Regions from separate parts of the Homo sapiens genome. Here region 2 is linked to region 1. Evidence: read pairs that join two places in POLR2A ChIA-PET (ENCODE). Cell type or tissue: PC-3. All regions are shown on one strand. Each heading gives the region's core, and the rest is flanking DNA. Links, peaks and the distances in the headings are about the cores only.

Region 1 (5,837 bases), core at 30-5,029:
ATTTTCACCAGTTATTTATGTAAAACAAAATATATGTAAAATAAAATATAACCATGTAAAATAAAGCTATTTATTTATGTAAAGCCTCTGTAAATGATCCTGTGAGCAAACAGCAGATGAGAAAAACAGCTATTCAAGGAAATGCGAAAATTGTGTAGGAAATGGGAGTTTGTGATATTTAAACCTAGATTGCTTCCTTGCTTCCTCTATGCTTATTAATGTGGAGACTCCAGACTGCTGCAGCCAAGAACACAGGGCTCCCTTTTCCTCACCTCCCAGTTGGAGAACCCTCTTCTTGGGAAAAGCAGGATGTTAACAATTCTTGGTCTGCCCCCAGCTGCTTTTGCTGAGGTTAAAACCCAGGGGAGTGCAGTTGAACATTATGGGTTCACATCTTCCACTCAGCTCCCACTTTGCCACCAGAGGCTTTACGTTGGGTGTGGCATGTTTAGAATACTGGGACACAGATGATCTTTCCCCTGGCTCATGAGGTGATAGTTCTGTGCCAGAAGAGTTAAGCTGAGAAGGCTTCAGGCTGCTGCCCAACCCCCTCCACTAAGCACTCAGTTTCTAGGGTGGAGATAGAGGTGGTGGTGTGTCACACAGAAGCTTGCCATTGTTACAGTTCCAATGCCCTGGTTTAGAGATTTTACCTGGGAACTGAACCAGATGAAATAACCCCTAATGTCTTCCAAAACAAAGGGACTTCATTTGTAACACAGCACAGATAATTTCAAATCTCAGGACATACCACTAGAGGTTGTGGTAAAAAGCAACTGAAGAGATTCAACATCTGTATAAACTGTAGACCAGCTAGTTTGCAGGAGAACCAGGGAATAAGACAGCTCACAGGACCTCTCCTGGGATTAGAACAAATGTGAAACCTTTTCTTCAAAGGAGTCACAATATGATAGAATTAGCTTGTAGAGCAATTTATGACTCAGAACATTGTTGAAAACAGTAGAGCTGGCAATTACTGGAGATCAACAGCTAGACATGGTCGTGAATAGAGTAAGCTGGGCCTAGAAAAAAACACTGTCATCCCAAGGAGACTGGGCATACCCAGTCATGACAACCTGAGGAGCAACAACAGAGGCTTAATACTGGTGGATGGGAGGGGCTACACTAAAATAGCCAGTCACTAAGCAGTGACAAACCCCAGGGATATGAGAAGGGAACGACTGGTATCCAGAGTTGCTACAACATATTTAAAATATCCAGTCTGTAACAAATACAAAAGCATGCAGAGACAGGAAAGTACAACTTATACACTAGAAATAAAGCAAGGAACAAAACAGTGACTATGAGGCCAGGTGTGGGGCCCATGCCTGTAATCCCAGCACTTTGGGAAGCCAAGGTGGGTGGATCCCTTGAGGATAGGAGTTTGAGACCAGCCTGGCCAACATGGGGAAACCCCATTTCTACTAAAAATACAAAAATTAGCGTGGTGGTGCACACCTGTAGTCTCAGCTACTTGAGAGGCTGAGGCAGAGAATCACTTGAATCCAGGAGGTAGGGGTTGCAACGAGCCAAGTTCACACAACTGCACTCCAACCTGGGCAACAGAGCGAGACTCTCAAAAAAAAAAAAAAAAAATTGAGAGTGACAGGATGTCAAGTTATGAGAAAAAACTTGAAAGTTGCCATTAAAAACATTCCCAGAATTAAAGGAAACAATAATTGAAGAAGAAAAGGAAGGTGCAATGACATTATATCAAATATCAAAGAGATACCGAACTAAGTAGAAATTCTGGAGTTGAACAGTAACTGCAATAAAAAATTCATTACAGAAGCTCAGTAGTAGAATTGGCAGAAGAAATAGTAAATGAACTTGAAGAAAGATTGATAGAGATTAGAGGAAAAAGAATTTTTTAAAAGTGAACATGGCCTCAGAGAAATATGTGTGACCTTTAAGGACACCAACATACACATCATAGGAGTTTCAGTAGAAGAGGAGAGAGAAGGGAGCTGAAAATACATTCAAAGAAATGACAGCTAAAAATTTTCCCAAATTTTTTGTAAAACAATAACTTACATATTCAGGAACCTATATGAATTCCAAGTAGCATAAACACAAAGAGTTTAAAAAACAGACATGTCCTAACAAAAACAAAAAAGCTAAAAGACAGGAGAAAAGCTTGAAAGTAGCAAGAGAAAAGCAACTTGTTACTCGCAAGGAAATATCAACAGCTGACCATTTTAGGAGAAACAACAAAGCCAGAAAGTAGCAGATCACTTTCAAAATGCTCAAAATAAAAAAAAAATGTCAACCAATAATTCTATATCCAGCAAACTACTTTCAAAACTGAAGGTGAAACACAGACTTTCTCAGATAAAAAGAGAATTTGTTGCTGGGAGACTTGCCTTGCAAGAAATACTAAAAGAGGACTCCAGGTTGAAAGCAAGGGACTCCAGATAGTAATTTGAATACATACCAGTAAAGGTAATTGTGTAATTATATAGGACAGTACAAATGAATATCTCCTCTTGATTTTAAGAAGAAACAAATTATATAAACACTATATATAATAGTGGCCCTATAAATATGAAAATGTAATGTTTATGAAATTTTCTGATAATGGTACAAAGGAAATGAGCAGGAAAGAGCAAAGGTGTACGGAGCTAGAGAAACTGCAGTTGGTAAAGTAATAATAGCAATGTGTTGTTGAGTTTGTAATATTAATATGTATAACTATCACAAAAAGGAGAAAATGAAAATAGAGATATATAAGAGCAATGTTTGCATGTAATTAGCCTAGTTCTGAAAGATGCATATGGTAAAGCCTAGACTGACCTAAAAATTCAGGACTGTGCAGTGGCTGAGATTATATGCCTGTAACCTCAGCACTTTGGGAGGCTGAGATGAGAGGATCACTTGAGGCCAGGAGTTCACAACCAGCCTGGGCAACATAGTGAGAACTTGTCTCTACAAAAATGTAAAAATTAGCCAGATGTGGTGGTGAGTGCTTGTAGTCCCAACTACTTGAGAGGCTGAGGCAGGAGGATCACCTGAGCCTGTGAGTTAGAGGTTACAGTGAGCTATAATTATGCCACTGCACTCTAGCCTGGGCAAGAGAGTAAGACCCTCTCTCTCAAAAAAAAAAAAAAAAAAAAATCAACAAAGTTTCTCTTGTAATGAGAAACTATTAAAGAAATGAAAATACGACCAGGTGCGATGGCTCACGTCTGTAATCCCAGCACTTTGGGAGGCCAAGATGGATGGGCAGATCACTAGGTCAGGAGTTCGAGACCAGCCTGGCCAATATAGTGACACCCCCTCTGTACTAAAATTACAAAAATTAGCCAGGTGTGGTGGCGCGCACCTGTAGTCCCAGCTACTTGAGAGGCTGAGGCAGAAGAATCACTTGAACCCAGGAGGCAGAGGTTGTCAGCCGAGATCGCGCCATTGCACTCCAGCCTGGGCGGCAGAGTGAGACTCTGTCTCAAAAAATAAAAAAAAATAAATGAAAATACTACATTAGAAAATAGTCACCAAAAAAACTTGGTAAGACATGGAAAACAAAAAAGGACATAAATCCAACAAATCAGTAATGTTAAATATGAATAGGTTGAACAATCCAATCAAAAGACTGACTGAATTTTCTGAAAACTTTTTTTTAAAATTTTTTATTTCCATAGATTATCAGGGAACAGGTGGTATTTGGTAACATGAGTAAGTCCTTTAGTGGTGATTTGTGAGATTTTGGTGCACCCATCACCAAGCAGTATACACTGAACCCAGTTTGTAGTCTTTTATCTCTCACCGCCCTCCCACCCTTTCCCCAAGCCCCCAAAGTTCATTGTATTGTTCTTATGCCTTTGCATCCTCATAGCTTAGCTCCCACTTATGAGTGAGAATATACGATGTTTGGTTTTCCATTCTGAATTATTTCACTTAGAATAATAGTTTCCAGTTCCATTCAGGTTGCTGCTGCAAATGCCATTAATTCATACCTTTTTATGGCTGAGTAGTATTCCATTATATGTATATCACAATTTCTTTAACCACTTGTTGATTGATGGGAATTTGGGCTGGTTCTGTATTTTGCTGTTGAGAATTGTGCTGCTGTAAACATGCATGTGCAACTATCTTTACATATAATGACTTCTTTTCCTTTGGGTAGATACCCAGTAGTGGGATTGCTGGATCAAATGGTAGTTCTACTTTTAGTTCTTTAAGGAATCTCCACACTGTTTTCCATAATGATTGTATTAGTTTACATTCCCACCAGCAGTGTAGAAATGTTCCCTTTTCACTGCATCCATGCCAACATCTATTATTTTTTGTTTTGATTGTAGCCATTCTTGCAGGAGTAAGGTGGTATCGCATTGTGGTTTTGATTTGCATTTCCCTGATCATTAGTGATGTTGAAAACCTGATCCAACTGTATACTATGTACAAGAGACACAGTTTAGATTCAAAATAGAAACAGATTGATGAAAGTAAAAGGATAGAATAAAATATGCAAATAGCACCTATAGAAAATTAGAGTGGATATACTTTAAGAGAAAATGGATTTTAGAACAAAAAATTATATGAAGGGACATTTTATAAGATTAATCCCTCAGAGAGATATAATAATTATAAATATATGCACCTAATAATGGAGCACCAAAATACATGACACAAACACTGACAGAAACAGAGAAATTGACACTTCAATAATAATTGCTGGAGACTTCAGTACCCCACTTTCAATAATGGATAGAACCACCGGACAGAAGATCAGTAAGGAAACAGAAGACTTAAACCACACAATAAACCAACTACCTAACAGACATCTGTGGAATACTGTCAACAAACAAGAGGATATACATTCTTTTCAAGTGCTAATGAAACATTCTCTAGGATAGGCTTATATGTTAATCTGTGAAACCTCAATAAGTTTAAAAAGATAGAAACGATACGGCTGGGCACGGTGGCTCACGCCTGTAATCCCAGCACTTTGGGAGGCCGAGGTGGGCAGATCACGAGGTCAGGAGATCGAGACCATCCTGGCTAACACAGTGAAACCCCGTCTCTACTAAAAATACAAAAAAATTAGCCGGGCGTGGTGGCGGGCGCCTGTAGTCCCAGCTACTCCGGAGGCTGAGGCAGGAGAATGGCGTGAACCTGGGAGGAGGAGCTTGCAGTGAGCCAAGATTGCGCCACTGCACATCCAGCCTGGGCGACAGAAGGAGACTCCGACTCAAAAAAAAAAAAAAGAAATGATACAAAGTATGTACTCCAGCACAATGGAATGAAATGAGAAATCAATAGCAGGAAGAAGTTTGGGAAACTTGGAAATACGTGGATTATTAAACAAAATACTCCTAAGTTAAGTAGTGGGTCAGAGAATAAATGAAGGAAAATCAGAAAATACTTTGAGAGGAATGAAAATGAAGACACAACGTAACAGAACTTCAGCTAAAGCCCAGCTTACGGAGAAATTTATAGCCGTAAATACTTATGTTAGGAAAGAGTTAAAATAACTTAACATTCCATCTGAAGATAATGGAAAAAGAAGAGCAAATTAAACCTAAAGCAAGCAGAAGGAAGGAAATCTAAATCAGAGCTGAAGTTAATGAAATAGAAAATAGAGAAAACCAAGAAAACCAAAGCTGGTTCTTTGAAAAGATCAACAAATGTGACAAACATTTAGCTAGACTGACCAAGAAAAAGAAGACTCAAATTACTATAATCAGAAATGATTAAGACATTACAGAAATGAAAGTATGAGAATAAAATGAACAATTGTATGACACTGTATTAGATAACCTAGATGACATGTATAAATTCTTAGAAACACATGAACTACTGAAAGTGACTTGAGGAAACAGACAATCTGAATTGACTTA
Region 2 (6,860 bases), core at 879-5,878, 64 kb after region 1:
CCACTGAGGGCCCATGACCACGTAAGTCTGGCCCAGTGAGTCCACACCTGGACATCTCAGTGCTCTGGGCCACAAAGGGCCTCGGCTGCCTTGGCCACGAAAGTGCCTCGTCTTCAGCTCCATCTTTCCCCAGAGTTTGTGTGTTATAGCATTTCTTTCTGCTCCACATTTTTAAATAGAGGTGCAATCTGCTGTTGGTGTCTCATTTGCTTTCCTCTTCACCTACTCCTCTCAGGAAGGCTCAGTGAGTTTCTAACAGTTTAACCTTAAGCATCTATTTCCTTCTCTAACCATGTAGGGCTTACACTTACTGCTGCAGTTAAATGTTTTCTTCCTTTTTCCTTTTTCTTTGATTTCTGTCACAGACATTTAAAAGTACTTATTCCTCTTGATTTTGTCTCTTAGAGGAAATCAACGAGGTCTGAGTGTCCCCAAAGCACCCATTGTACACCAATCATCACCATCCCCAGTTTCCTGTGTCAGATCATCCCAACTGGAAGATGTCTCCCATCAGACCAGCATCCAATGCAGGGCTGGTCTCAATCTATTATTGACCTCTGTCACGCTCCTGTTGTTGGTCTCATCTTTGCAGCATCTTCCCATAGAGTCCCATAAATAGCAATTCCATAAATTGATATATGCTCTCTCTCAGGACACGGGCCCTATCGCATCTCACCCCATAATGACTGCATCATCCTGAAACTCAGTACTTTACACGAATTCATAGTCTTCCACTCTTATATCGATCCAGATTTGTCTGGCTCCTTGGTCCAGTGGTTCCAGTCTGCAAGGGTAGTTCCCCCTACTGTCTTTACTACAGACGTTTTATCTACAGGGTTAAGAAGGGACTTCTCAAGCACTTCCTGGATTGCAGCAATTTCTGGGAAGTCTTTCCAGCCATTTCTCTCCAATCTTGCCTTGCTTTTTCTGTTATATTTCACTAGGCCCAATTCATTCTTTGTGATGTAGTAATGTGCAAAATATTCCCTCCGTTCCATCATCATCTTTCTAAATCAGCCCATCTTGTCATCTGAGACCTCAATTTTCCTTGGAAGGAAATCTGTCTCCTTCTACAGATTAATTGATTTTCACTTTTCTTTATATTCTTTAACTGCTCACATCCTAAGTGTAAGAATGAGTCATATTTTTCAAACTACTCCAGTTTTTCTTGATTTCCTGAGTGAATACGATTCCTAAAGTCAGACTATTCCATGCGTAGGCCTTAAATTACCTTTCTATTTGGGGGGTTTGTAATAATTTCACTAATTTTTTTAACCTAACCGAAGAAGATGCTTTATTATCTTTAAAATATGGCTTCCCATTCCTCTTAGTTCCTTCCTTAATAAATTCTATCATGCTTCTAAGGGTGAAACCATAGTTTTGTTCTCTGAAATCCCAAGCCATAGTTGGAGTTTAATGTCATCAAGAAAGCAGACCAAACTTGAGATCACATTGAGCCTTTTGAGCCTGTGGTGAAGCCACAAGAAGTTAAGTTTGCTGCTTTCACAATTCAGTCTCGTGGCACTGAGGGCAACTTGAGACAATCTAAGAGGGGAACCCAATGCAGGATGGCCGATCTTGTGTTGCCTATGCCTGGTACAACGATTTAAAGCTAGAATCTCATGATAACATGAGATCAGCCATGTCAGGGCACATGGGGAAATGAGGACCCTTAGGGATGACTGGTTTGGGTATAAATTGGCTTGGCCATTCTGGAGAGCAAAGTTGCAGTATGTGTGCATATTAAGTGTGCATCTGCCCTTTGACACAGTAGTTACAATCCAGATAAGTTATCATGTAAGGGAACATTAAAGCATTGCTCCTGGTAAGGAGTTGGAAGCAACCAAGAGTCTTCTATTAAGGGATGGATAGATCAAATACAGCCTAAAAAAATTATACTGCACCTAGATGCTACATGCCAAAACTAGGTAGTTGTTATACTGCAAGGTGGCTGGATCTTCAAAAGTGTTGAATGAAAAAAGTAAGAAATAGAATGATATATATAGCATAATACTACTTATGCAAATTGAAATCACATACATTCATAAAACTCACTTCATATTTTGCAAATATGTTTCTATTTCCAAGGATATATATTTACATTTTCATATGTATATATATCTCCCTTGGATATATATCAAATACCTTAGAATGGGTTTGTATTGTGGTGAGGAGCATGAGAGTGGAAATTAGGGATTGTATTAAGCATATCTTTTGATTCTTGTAGATTTTGACATCTGAGGCCTTGCTGACCCCAGAGAGATTGCCTCTGCCAGGGCTGGCTAACTCCCAGACATAGCAAATAACTTGCCAGAGAGTGCACCTTTCATATGTAAGCCAAGTAATTCGAAGCCCATAGTCCAAACCACCTCCTTTCTTGGGCACTCATAGGGAACTTACTCCTTGGGCCACTATCCACCTGCCCTAATCACCCCAGGGCCATCTATAGCCTCTAAGCCCCGGAGCCAATTGAAATTACTCAAACTGGCCAATCTTAAGCCCACTTACCTTGTCTTGCCTTTCCTTCCTGCAAGAACCACAATAAAGCCTTTCGCCCACATTCCCCCACCCCTACTCTCTCTGCCTCCCCACTAGCCCTGTGCCTCCCCATGTGGCCCTGGATTTGTGAGAGTAAGACCTCCCTCCTTATAATGGTCATTTCTGTGTCTGTATGTCTTACCATATCTGATTAAGACAAATTTAGGTACATTTAGAACAGGGCTGAATTAAAAAAAAAAGCAGAGAGGAGTGTTGCTTTGACCATTGTGAAAATCGGTCATGAACTGAGAAGGACGAGAAACCCAATCTCTGCACCTAAGAACCAAACTAGAACAACTTCACTACAGAAACCATCCCTGCCTGCTCCTGAATGCAGGCTCTAATCTATTCTCTGCAATGTCTTGTCCTCATATCTTGAAGCAGATTGTCCAGAGTTCATTAGATAAACCAGTGGTCCAGCCACATTCTCAGAACACTAAGGCTAGGTTAGGTTAAATAAATCATGCAAGGTCATTTATTGCAGGGCTTCTCATAGCCTAACTGCATTGTGCATCTCCAAGAGGACCACATAATATGAAGCATTTCTGAAACATGTGTATCTTGGAATGCTTTATTTTCATGTAAATCTAGCATTCCATGAATCACACTTTGGGGAATGCTGTGGTAGATGAGGTTACACTGATGCATGGGATGAGTGATAAGATGTTAGATCATACTGTAGAGACTTCAGGGATTCTTCTGCCCTGCCCCAAATTTTCATTAAGGGAGGTGTTATTATCTCCATTTCTGTAGTTAAATGACACATCTTAAAAATATGTATTTAAAAGACACATGTATTTAAAAGACACGTTTTTAGATATGTATTAAAAAGACACATATAAGAACTGAAAGACCAAATTAAGATCTTGGTCTTCTATCATGTAGGGCAGTGTTGTATGACATGGTGATATTTTCTCTAAATGCTTTAATGAGCATTGTGAAAACAGTATTAACACCACTCTATTAACTCTAGTATATAATCTGTAGCATTGCCTTTCATGGTATATTTGTGGCAAAAGTTTCTGAAGTTTTGATAAAATAAATACCAGCTGGTTAGCTTATATGGTTGGGAGTTAGTCTGTTTTTATATAAATTTCTCAAACTACAAGCTCTATCAAAGTTAAATATTTCCTTTTTGGATGCTTTGGTCTGTTATTTCTCTACTGACATTGATCCCCAAATAATATTTTAGAGGTTTACTCTTCCTTTCTCCATTTCTATCTGCTTGGGATGATTCTAAAAGACAAAAAAGCTTAAAATGAATCGCAGTCCTATCCACAGCAAAAAATACTGCTACCTTGAATTTTAAGGAAAAGAAGAAATTATCAAGAAAATCTTATCTGAGTATTCTAAGGATTAATGGAGTTCATAAGTGTAAAATGCTTGGTGCAGACAGTATATATAAATGTCTGCTAAATAAAAATTTAAAAACTAGCTAGACATTGGTGTAGGGATACAAATTTCTTCCTACGTGAATACAAATTCCACAGAGGACTCAGAAAGAATAAGCAGTTTTCTCCTTTTTATAGTAAAGAAAGAAGTAAGAGTCTTTCAATGCTGACTCTTTTTAAGCCAAGAAAACAAGAAAAACAATCTCAAAGCTTTAAATAAAACTAGTTTCCTTGAACAAGACTTGTTATTACTTGGACAGAAAAACCAAATGGCTTTCATTACTCACCAGCAGAGAAACCACACGATTCGAGGGTATAAAATATGTCTATGAATAGTGAGTTGCTGGCTGTCTCTCTTACTTTGAAGATGTTGGCTCAGCTAGCTTTACAAATCACATCTTTTTCTTCCAAAGAACCTATATTTTCTTCATTTGTCAGGAATGACATTGGGTGGAGAGCTTCTGGGATTTACTCTATGAAATCTTGCAAGCTATATCCTAAACTACTCTCTGCAGTGAATTCTAGTCCAAGACTCATCAGTTCTCGAATAATTGTGTGCTTATGGCATAAATAGTAATTGAGAAGGAAGAAAACTCCAGAGGTCATTTTCTATACAAACATAAAGATTTGTGGAATGTCTAAAAGCTGGACTGGGAATATAAAATCATAATATAAATCAGTTATTTTTGCTGTCACCTGGGAACATTTTTGGTCACCATAAGATGTTTAGTGGCAGGTTTTCATAAATAGATGCTGGGAAATCAGGAGGCGGGGTTTGATGAATATTTTATTCTGTGCCCAAAAAAGGTATTTTTAAACCACCAACTCTTTCCGTGAGAAAAAAATTCCACTCTGCCAAAGAGAACATATTTCAGAAAGAATAATTTAGGGAGTCCAGGGACCTCAGAAACCATCAAAAGAGGCAAAACAGAGTTGTATAGTGGCCACAAAATTCCTCATTGCTTTAGAGAGAAAACAGTAAATGCATTTTATAAGGAAAATTAATTTTAAGATGTCAAGTTTTCCCTCAGCACATCTTGCTTATTTTTTCATGTTTAATGTTTTTTGGAGCTCATTCTGCAAAAAAAAAAAAAAAAAAGCTTTTCTTAAGTGCATAATATTTCTAAAACCTTCAAGGAGAGAGGTAAGTCGTTTCTAACTCACGAATCTAGGTCCAACATTCCATTTCTCAAATGATACTACATGTGCTCATAATTTTAAAAAGTTTATTGAACGTGGAAAGTTTGACAGCAGATAAGAAGGTAAGAATATGATAGCTCTTCTTAAACATGAATGAAATATGGCATTAAAAATAGGCATTCTCAATCTTTTTGGAGATGGTACACCCAGTTGGTTGATTTCTCATCTCTGTCTCATGCCTAGCACTTAACTGCTTCTTAGAACAGCTTTCTGATATTTTTCAAGTTAATTTTGTTTTGATAGTACTCTTGATATAATAATATTTTTCAGTATTTATTATAATTGTTGAATATATTCTAAATAGTTTACAAGATTAAACCTGGATGCAATCAGCCCATGTCTGTACCAATGCTTTCCTTATTTACCAATGCTTATTTAGTTTAAGGATCTCAGAGACTTCTTTAGCCTCAGCACTTTGAATTGTGAGTATTCTGCTCCTTTATTAGCAAAATTATTTCGGCTTGTATTTCAAGTGAAGCGCTGTTCTGTCTTTAGAACATTTATGCCATACTGCAGAGCTTTCCTTTTCCTTTAAAATCTGGTGGTACTATTTTGATTTTTAACAGCAATGATAAATTCATATTATTTTTTAAGGCCCTAAAAATAATATTTGTGGTATTTTCTTGATTCTAAGCTACCTCAATCATTTAATGGAAACTTTTTGGCAACCATACTTCTCAAATATATCTCCTAATTTCAGAAAAGTTAAATTGTGGGGGAAAACTATATCTTATGAGAAATACAGGATAGCTACTGACATAGAAAAAGTTCCATACATATATATATATATATATATATATATATATACACACACACACACACACATATATACACACATACATGCTTTGTCACCCAGGCTGGAGTGCGATGGCACGATCTTGGCTCATTGCAACCTCTGCCTCCCGGGTTCAAGCGATTCTCCTGCTTCGGTCTCCTGAGTAGCTGGGATTACAGGCGCGCATCACCACGCCAGGCTAATTTTTATATTTTTAGTAGAGACGGGGTTTCACCATGTTGGTCAGTCTGGTCTCGAACTCTTGACCTTATGATCCACCTGCCTCAGCCTCCCAAAGTGCTGGGATTACAGGCGTGAGCCACCACACCCGGTCCATTCCAGATATATTTTTAAGTGAAAGAAACAAGTTGCAGAGCAATATTGCTAGCTTGTACACAAATGTACACAGTAGAAGTACATTTGTTGTTCATATAACAATCTAGAGACAGTAAACAGGTTCTTGGGGCTACTTTCCTCCAAGTGATCCTGCAGAGCTCAAGCTGAAGGAAGCTCTGTCATCTTTGACATGTGGCTGTCTTCATCCCGATGAGCTAGAAAGAGAAAAGAGCTTAGAGTAGCATGTATAGGAAGTTTTCATAGCCAGGTCTAGAAGAAATGTATATCACTTCTATTCATGCTCCATGGGCTAGACTTAGCCACATGACCACAACTAAACAGCAAGGCAGGCTGGGAAATATATTCTGGATGTGTTCTCAGGAGGAAGAGGACACAAATTTTACTCTAGCAGTCTCTAATATATATACACACACATATTGGTGTGTATATATGTCAATTAGAAATTGAAATGCTAGCATATGCATAGAAACAAATGTGGAAGAATATAAACAAAATTACTTATCATGACTTTCTCAGGAAGATGGAATATAGAAAACACTTTCTTTCCTTTTCTTTTTTTTTTTTTAAACTAAGTCTCGCTCTGTCACCCAGGCTGGAGT

Evidence for each region. Peaks named below come from ENCODE experiments on the same cell type or tissue, not always from the same donor. Only the 100,000 strongest peaks of a DNase experiment are listed, where the experiment ranks them.
Region 2: POLR2A ChIA-PET joins it to region 1 with 11 read pairs; 2 of 35 experiments call an interaction of 5 or more read pairs at or near these places.

What each region holds. Positions count from the first base shown.
Region 1 is chr1:114,381,531-114,387,367 of GRCh38, reverse strand. No RefSeq gene overlaps it. Among named protein-coding and RNA genes, the nearest start is that of TRIM33, 130 kb to the left of the region's middle. In PC-3, for the core only: no CTCF peak of the experiment used is centred there; no DNase peak of the experiment used is centred there.
Region 2 is chr1:114,317,049-114,323,908 of GRCh38, reverse strand. No RefSeq gene overlaps it. Among named protein-coding and RNA genes, the nearest start is that of SYT6, 170 kb to the right of the region's middle. In PC-3, for the core only: no CTCF peak of the experiment used is centred there; a DNase peak (open chromatin) is centred at 3,138.